2 separate regions of the Homo sapiens genome follow, and region 1 is linked to region 2. Evidence: read pairs that join two places in POLR2A ChIA-PET (ENCODE). Cell type or tissue: GM12878. All regions are shown on one strand. Each heading gives the region's core, and the rest is flanking DNA. Links, peaks and the distances in the headings are about the cores only. Region 1 overlaps PHACTR4 (phosphatase and actin regulator 4). Region 2 has its middle 32 kb from the start of PTAFR.

Region 1 (4,394 bases), core at 144-4,143, 350 kb before region 2:
AACCTAAAATTTTTAGTTTAATCAAAATACTTGAAAATCTTGAAAGATATATTGTAGCTTTTATAGTTTTGTTTTTATTTTTGTTTTTCCCTGAGATGGAATCTCGCTCCGTTGCTGGGGCTGGAGTGCAGTGGTGCAATCTCAGCTCACTGCAACCTTCAGCTCCTGGGTTCAGGCGATTCTCCTGCCTCAGCCTCCCGAATAGCTGGGATTACAGGTGCGCACTACCACGTCCGGCTATTTTGTATTTTTAGTACAGACAGGGTTTCACCATGTTGGCCAGGCTGGTCTTGAACTCCTGACCTCAAGAGATCTACCTGCTTCGGCCTCCCAAAGTGCTGGGATTACAGGTGTGAGCCACTGCACCTGGCTAGTTTTGTTTTTTTTTTAATTTTAATTTTTTATTTTTATTTTTGAGGTGGAGTCTCACTCTGCTGCCCAGGCTGGAGTGCATTGGCATGATCTTGGCTCACTGCAACCTCCACCTCCTAGGTTCAAGCAATTCTCCTGCTTCAGCCTTCCAAGTAGCTGGTATTACAGGTGCATGCCATCACACCCAGCTAATTTTTGTATTTTTAGTAGAGATGGGGTTTCACCATGTTGGCCAGGCTGGTCTCGAACTCCTTACCTCGAGTGATCCCTCTGCATTGGCCTCCCAAAGTGCTAGGATTACAGGCATAAGCCACCACGCCTGGCCAGCTTTTATAGTTTTTCACAGCATTATAAAAATGAAATATTGGTAATTACTAAAATATATAGCCCAAACTCCCTCTAACCAAACAACCACTGTTTGAAATGTATTTATTCCTTCCAGTATTTTTACTCTGTGAGATAGCAGGGATTTTCTTTCTTTCAGTATTGGTGGTGGAGTTACCAAAACATACTGAGTTAGTATAACATTTTGACTTGTTCAACTTGGCATTTTGTATCTTGATTTGAAATTTAATATTATATTAAAACTAGAAGTTTTGTTTATGGTTCTCCCTTCTAGTTAGTATCTTGGATCCTCCAAATAAAGAGAAAAAGAGAAAGAGAAAAAAAGCAAGAGAGTGCTTTCCAGGTACCTTGTCAGCAGGGGTCAGTTTGGTCCAAGGTTTGTCGGCTCGCCGGTCATAATCTTGAGCATCTGTTACCTCTACATATTCATTAAACCTCAGAATCTTCCTGGCAAGGAGTTCAGCGACAGTTGGCCTTTGACTGAGCTGAAGGAAACGGAGCCTCTTAGTTCACCAAGCCAATAATTAGGCATCAATCATGCATTCAAATTGCCTCTAACCCAGTGCTTCAATCTTCATTGGAATCACCTGGGGGAGCTTTAGACACTATTGATCCCTGGAGGTCCCACCCCCAGTGATTATGGTTATCAGGTGGTTTTTTGTTTTGTTTTTTTTTTTGAGACAGGGTCTTGCCCTGTCACCCAGGCTGGAGTGCAGTGGCACAATCACAGCTCACTGCAGCCTCAACCTCCCAAGCTCAAATGATCCTCCTACCTCAGCCTCCCAAGTAGCTGATATTACAGGCGCATACCACCATGCCTGGCTAATATATATTTTTTTTTGTAGAGGTGGGGTCTTGCCATGTTGCCCAGGCTGCAAATTCATTTTTTTCTTTTTCTTTTCTTTCTTCTTCTTTTTTTTTTTTTTAATGTAGACACAAGGTTTCACTGTTTTCCCCAGGCTGGTCTTGAACTCCTGGGCTCAAGCAATCCTCCTGCCATGGCCTTCCAAAGTGCTGGGATTACAGGCGCAAGCCACTGTGCCCAGCTGTGAATTCATTTCCAATCAAATAGGCCATCCAAATATAACACATATAGTTAACTGAACACACAGGCAGTAGTACCTTTCTAGTGAGCCGACGTTTAATTTCTCGTTTTTCTGCCTGACGATCAGCTTCATTTTTAGCTACAGTTGACAATCAGAAGGAAGGAATATTACTCACAAATGACAATTTGCATATCAAACGTTTTAGTAATTACATTACAGATATTTCTTTTTTGTTTTTTTTTTTTGAGACGGAGTTTTGCTCTTGTTGCCCAGGCTGGAGTGCAATGGTACAATCTTGGCTCACTGCAACCTCGGCCTCCCGAGTTCAAGCGATTCTCCTGTCTCAGCCTCCCGAGTAGCTGGGATTACAGGCACATGCCATGCACAGCTGATTTTTGTATTTTTAGTAGAGACAGAGTTTCATCATATTGGTCAGGCTGGTCTCAAACTCCTGACCTCAGGTGATCCACCCGCCTCGGCCTTCCAAAGTGCTGGGATTACAGGCGTGAGCCACCGTGCCCAGCCCAGATATTTCTTTTTTTTTCTTTTTTTTTTTTGAGATGGAGTCTTGCTTTGTCGCCCATGCTGGAGTGCAGTGGCGCAATCTCGGCTCACTGCAAGCTCCGCTTCCCGGGTTCACGCCATTCTCCTGCCTCAGCCTCCCGAGTAGCTGGGACTACAGGCGCCCGCCACCATGCCCGGCTAATTTTTTTGTATTTTTAGTAGAGACGGGGTTTCACCATGTTAGCCAGGATGGTCTCGATCTCCTGACCTTGTGATCCACTCGCCTCGGCCCAGATATTTCTTATAGGCCCAAATCAGAATAAAATACTAACTTTGGGGATGGCTAAACAAAACAATTTTCTTGTCAACGATACAAATACTTAAAAGCAAGAGTCAGCAAACTATGGCACCACATCTCGCCAGTTGCCTGTATTTTTCCTGCCCATGAACTAAGAATAGTCTTCACATTTTTAAATGGTTTTGTAAGGACCTATTACGTATAGTTGTTCATTTGCTTTTTGGCCTGCAAAACCCAAAATGTTTACTATGTATGCTTTAAGGAAAAGCCTGCAGATTCTTGCTCAAGAGTAACTGCTAAGAATGGACAATGGTGATCACACTGAGTTTTGTGTGATACGTTATAAGGGCTCCCACACTAGAAAATGTACTAAGTTATTAAGTTGTGTATACCCAAGTAGTGCTGAGAGAACAGGGGATGGATTGGTCAGACTGAACATGCTCACAAATAGCCCCAAGGAAGCCCAAACCTTCTCAGTGAGGAGACTTTTAAGGCCAAATTTCACTCTATATTCTGGAAAAACAAATGAAATATGTACTAGATTAGAATGCTATTTCAGGAAATTAATTATGTACACAGACAGCAAATTAAATATATGGTCCCATTTGGTAACTACAGAGGTAAGAAAGTCTTAAGGGATTAAACCAAGAGAAAAGCTGCTGCATTTGGGACTTGCTTTGGGCCCCAGCCCTCACATTCTAGGAATAGGAAGGTCTCCATATGCACAGCTACCTCCTTAGCTCCCTGAAAACAGAAAAATTGGGCACATCTCCCATATACTGTCAAAGCCTCCCAAATGCCCAAGGCAGTTCCAGGATACAGTGAGAACACTGAAACAAAGCTTTCTAGAGTATCACAGCACACTAAACAATACCATAATAGCATCTTCCAAAGGAAGCTTGGTAAGCTCTGTTCCTTCATGGGGAAATAAATAGTCCTTGCCTGGCTGGAACACTCTCCCTTAGCCCTTGTAGCAAACGCTTCTTTTTTCTTTTATGTATATTAAAGTCAGAAACATACAAAGAAAATCTATACAACTTTATTTCCATAACTGGACTCACGTTGCAATATATTGCGTTGTTCTAGTTCTTCTGGTGTTGGTCTTTGACTCAGTCGCCTAAAAATGAGATAAATAAAGGTAATGTTTATGTTAAACCTCCCAATCTTGTTTATAAAGATTTTTTTGGTCACAGTATATATTAGCCCCTATATAAGTAAGAAATCAACAAATTTTCAAACTGATATATTTCATTTATTTATGATTGTTTATAAAACAATTTCACATTAAAAGTGTTAACACAGATATCACATTATAAAAAGGAACTGTATATGCAAACAAGTGGCCAGGATTCTAGTTCTAGACCTTGATAAGAGCTATTAGCACAAAAAAGTTCAGTTAGACCTTGAGTGTCCTCATCCGTGAAGCGAAGGTTTGGACCGAACTGGTGGCTCCTAAACAAATTTGCTCCTTCAGAAGCATTAGAGACTTTTTAGAAAACACAGATTCCCAAGAAACGTTAACAGAAATTCTGATTCAGAAAATCAGGATGAAAAATGAAATTACATATATCTATATATAGATTTTTTTTTTCACAAAACTTCTTCTATGACTCAGATGCCCCTCTTTAGATTTTTTTTTTTTACAATTTTTTGAAAATAGAGATGAGGGTCTCACTCTGTTGCCCAGGATAGTCTTGAACTCCTCCTGGGCTCAAGCTATCTTCCCGCCTTGGCCCCCCAAACTGCTGGGATTATAGGCGCAAGCCATTATGTCCAGCTAGGTTATTTTTGAGATGGAGTCTTGCTCTGTCACCTAGGCTGGAGTGCAG
Region 2 (4,394 bases), core at 188-4,187:
GTGAGCCGAGATCGCGCCACTGCACTCCAGCCTGGGTGACAAAGTGAGACTCTGTCTAAAAAATAATAATAATAAAAAAATTAAAAAATTAAAAAAATTAGCCAGGCGTGGTGGTGTGTGTCTGTAGTTCCAGCTACTTGTGGGAGGCTGAAGTGGGAGGATTGCTTGAGCCAGGAGGCTGAGGTTGCAGTGAGTTGTGATCATCATGCCACACTGCATTCTGACCTCGGTGATAGAACAAGACCCTGTCTCAAAAAAAAAAAATAGTTTTTCTGTGTTGTGTCTAAAGTCACTTGACATGTCTCAGTGACTTGTGTACACACTTTAGGAAACTCTACTTTGATGGGTATAAAGTGCACAGGGTCTCAATAAAGAATAACTCTGGGCCCATGCCTGCAATCCCAGCACTTTGAGAGGCCAAGGCAGGAGGATTGCTTGAGCTCAGGAGTTTGAGACCAGCCTGGGCAACATAGCGAGACCCTGTCTCTAATTGGAAAAAAAACAAGAGTAACTGACAGTTCTGAGACAGTGACTTGTGATTACCTCCTTGCTTCTCCCAGGATGTTGCCCCAACACATAGACCATGCGCTCATGGGGATCAGGGGGATGGGAGGAGTATATTAGGTTGTAGCCCATGCTCCAGCCTTGTTGATCTCCTCACCACCCCAGTACAGCCACCTTTACTCCTCCTGTATCCTCTGTCTTTTCTGTTTTTTTCTAAACTTTTTTTCCTGGAGGTGGGGTCTTGCTATATTGCCCAGGCTGGCACGCAATGGCTGTTTACCGGCATGCCTATTGCACACTACAGGATCGAACTTCTGGCTTCAAGTGATCCTCCTACCTCAGCCTCCCCAGTAGCAGGGACTACGGGAATGGGTCACTGTACCCAGCCCTTCTCTTCTTTTTTATTTTATTTTGTTTTATTATTATTATGTTTTGAGATGGAGTCTCGATCTGTCACCCAGGCTGGAGTGCAGTGACGCCAGCCTGGCTCACTGCAAGCTCCACCTCCTGGGTTCATGCCATTCTCCTGCCTCAGCCTCCCGAGTAGCTGAGATTACAGGCCCATCACCATGCCTGGCTAATTTTTTTGTATTTTTAGTAGAGACGGGGTTTCACCGCCTGGCCAATTTTTTTTTTTTTTGTCAGTGTTGACCAGGCTTGGCCTCAAACGTGTAGCCTCGCCTCCCCGAGGGCCAGGACGACCGGCCTGAGCTGCCGCAGCTCCCCTCTTCTTTTTGACATATCCCAGAATACTCCAATAGGTAGCCTTCTGAATTCCTCCAGGCAGCATTTTGGGACTGGGAGGGTCCAACATTTGTATACCTTAATTACTGTGACCATTGAAATTAATTCCTTTCAATGCCTGTCTTTCCTATCCTGGGGGGCAGGAACCGGATCTAAATAATCTGTCTCCAGTTTCTCACATATAGCCTGGAATTGAGATCTGTCTGTCTCCAAAGTGTACAGCTTCCCCAGGGTTTAGCATAAACAGACATGTTGACAGATACATGCAAATATTTTAAAAGGTTTTGAGAAGACTCTATAGAGATAGATGGAAAAGAAATGTAATACATGTTCTTCCAAAGTTCTAGGTCCATATTTTAAAGGAAGATGTAGGGAGTTTTCAGAGAATCAGAACATCTTGGAGCTGGGAGGGTTCAACCCCTTCATCTTACTAAGGAGATCGTGGGGCTCAGAGAGACTAAGTGATTGCAGAAGTTACACAGTGTGGAGCTGCAGCGGATGCAGGGCTGGCTGTTCACCTGCATCTCTCCATTCTTGCAACGGTGACAGGAATTATGGGAAAAGCTGAGTTGTAATTCTTTTGATGAAACATCACTGATTAGAATTTCCAAGGCATCCTGTGTATCAGGAAAGCCTCACCTTGCATTTGCCCCTGATCTCAGCTTTTGCCTCAGGGAACCACCAGTGATCTCAGTTGGAGAATGCTTGCTTATGTAAGATCTGGCCTCGTTGAGATGAGTCATAGACCCAAGAGTGGTAAGTGGAGGTCACAGTTGACTAGACCTGGATACATTTATGCCTGTTTTTACTCATCTGTGTTATATATGTGCTCAAGACCTAAGGCCACAAAGAGATATAAGACCTTCTTGTAAAGCACCTGGTTTTTGTGCAGACTTGGTATTTCTGTATAAAAAGTCCTATTCCCTTTGATATCCTACCAGCAAGCCATCCTCCCACATACCCATCTGTCTATCCACCTATCCATCCCTCCATCCCACCATCCCTCTATCCATCTATCTATCCCTCTAACCATCCATCCATCCATCCATCCATCCATCCCTCCATCCCTTTAGGTACCCAACAAACACCTATGGAGTGCCTATTTTGGTCCAGTAACTATGCTAAGCACAATTTTGATCTGTTATCTCACTGAAACCTCATACTCCCTGAAACATGGGTGGTTTTATCCCGACAGAAATGAATAAAACAAATGTTACAGCTCTTTTAGAATTTGTCTAGCAGGCTTTTCAGTTTTTGCCAGAAAGCCCCTTAAAAAAGAAGGGAAAAAAAGAAATGAATAAAATAAATAAGGACCCAAGCTGACTGAATAAGACATAGTGGCTGCCTCTCAGGTACCTGGTACAGAAGGAAGGGGGACCCAGCTATTTGCTTGCCACTTTCACCTATCTTATGTCATTGAGTCCTCACAACCACCCCACAGAATAGAACATTTCATGCCCATTTTACAGATAGGGAAATCGAGTCTCAGAAGGGTTCAGAGATTTATAAAGGTAAAAGAGCTACTAAGTGGCATAATAATATTCAAAGCCAGATCTGCCTTAGTAAGCATGGGTCCCTTTCCTTCTCTCCTCCCACTCCACCATGTGGCTGTACCCTTGCCCAAGCCCCTCCAGGCACAGCCTCCTAAGCGCTGGGACAGGGCTGTCTTGGGGGAATGACCCAAGAGGCCTCCAGTGGAAGGTGAGGGCCTCCGCCTTGCTGTTTCTGGCTTCCTCTTTGAGGCCTCTGTGCTCCCTATGCATGTTGAAGCCCCAGCAGCAATGACTGTTCCCTGGGCTCAGGCTGTGCTCAGCTAGGGAGGGTACTCCTGAGGGTGGATGGCGTCCATGAACACAGTGTTCCAGAGACCCTCAGAAGCCAGAGTGGTCATTGTCACTGGAGCTAGAAGGTGCTCTTAGATGTCACCTGGATCCTGACAGCTCTGTAAGGGGAGGGACAGAGGTGGCCACTCAATATTTGCTGACCACTTACTGCAAGGGGAACTTCACGTCATTTACTCCTCCCAAACACCTATGGGTAGAACTGCCTCTTCCCTCTGCCTGAGTTACTTTCTTCCTGGATAGCAACATGGCTCACTCCCTTGCTTCCTTCAAGGCTTTGCTTAAATGGCCCCTTCTCGGTGAGGCCTGCTTGACTACCTCACTTAAAAATGTAGGCTTGGGGCCTGGCGCAGTGGCTCACACCTTTAATCCTAGCACTTTGGGAGGCCGAGGTGGGTGGATCACCTGAAGTTGGGAGTCGAGGCCGGCCTGGCCAACATGACAAAACCCTGTCTTTACTAAAAATACAAAAATTAGCCGGGCATGGTGTCAGGCACCTGTAATCCCATCTACTCGAGAAGCTGAGGCAGGAGAATCACTTGAACCTGGGAGGTGCAGAGATTGTGGTGAGTTGAGATCATGCCACTGCACTCCAGCTTGGGCAACAGAGCAAGACTCTGTCTCAAAAAAAAAAAAAAAAAAAAAAATGGAGGCATGGGTAGGAAGCGTGCAGGGTTTCATGGCCCTGCAGCCTCATTAGACTCAGTACCCTCCTGAAAAAAAAAATTAAAAATATAACAGCGGTGCTTGCTTCGTCAGCACATAACTAAAACTGGAACAATATAGAGATACAGATATGGCCCCTGAACAAGGATGACACACAAATTCATGAAGCATTCCATATAATTAAAATAAATTAAAAAAAATGAAAACCAAATCCCCACCCCCAAAATACAGATGCTTAGAGAGTAAAGTGATTCCCAAGGTCACACAGCGAATGGCTGGCCTAGCTGGGTATGTCCAGCTCCAAAGCTCATTCTGCCACACTCCCTTCCCCTGTGGACATCTTTCATGATACAGAATGTGAAGGTCCCTATCTTCCATCTTCCAGACAAGAAAGACGAGCATCAAGCAGGTGAAATGACTTACATCCAAGGTCACGCAGCAATAATCAGGATGCAGAGATCCTTATTTTACCTCTACTGTGCAAGATGCTTCTCATACATTTTTGTCTGAATGCATGTCATTTTCCTTCTTTTTTTTCTTTATCTTTTTCTTTTTTTTTGAGACGGATTTTTGCTCTTATTGCCCAGGCTGGAGTACAATGGAGCAAACTTGGCTCACTGCAACCTCCACCACCCGGGT

The links. Peaks named below come from ENCODE experiments on the same cell type or tissue, not always from the same donor. Only the 100,000 strongest peaks of a DNase experiment are listed, where the experiment ranks them.
Region 1: POLR2A ChIA-PET joins it to region 2 with 5 read pairs; 3 of 35 experiments call an interaction of 5 or more read pairs at or near these places.

Annotation. Positions count from the first base shown.
Region 1 is chr1:28,488,458-28,492,851 of GRCh38, reverse strand. PHACTR4 (phosphatase and actin regulator 4) reads right to left here. Exons shown (of 14, transcript NM_001048183.3): 10 at 3,627-3,682; 11 at 1,840-1,901; 12 at 1,065-1,202. Among named protein-coding and RNA genes, the nearest start is that of SNHG3, 15 kb to the left of the region's middle. In GM12878, for the core only: no CTCF peak of the experiment used is centred there; no DNase peak of the experiment used is centred there.
Region 2 is chr1:28,142,280-28,146,673 of GRCh38, reverse strand. It overlaps the pseudogene RNU6-176P and the pseudogene RNU7-29P. Among named protein-coding and RNA genes, the nearest start is that of PTAFR, 32 kb to the left of the region's middle. RefSeq lists a silencer at 2,033-2,082. In GM12878, for the core only: no CTCF peak of the experiment used is centred there; a DNase peak (open chromatin) is centred at 2,013; H3K4me3 peaks cover 1,531 bases; H3K27ac peaks cover 1,338 bases.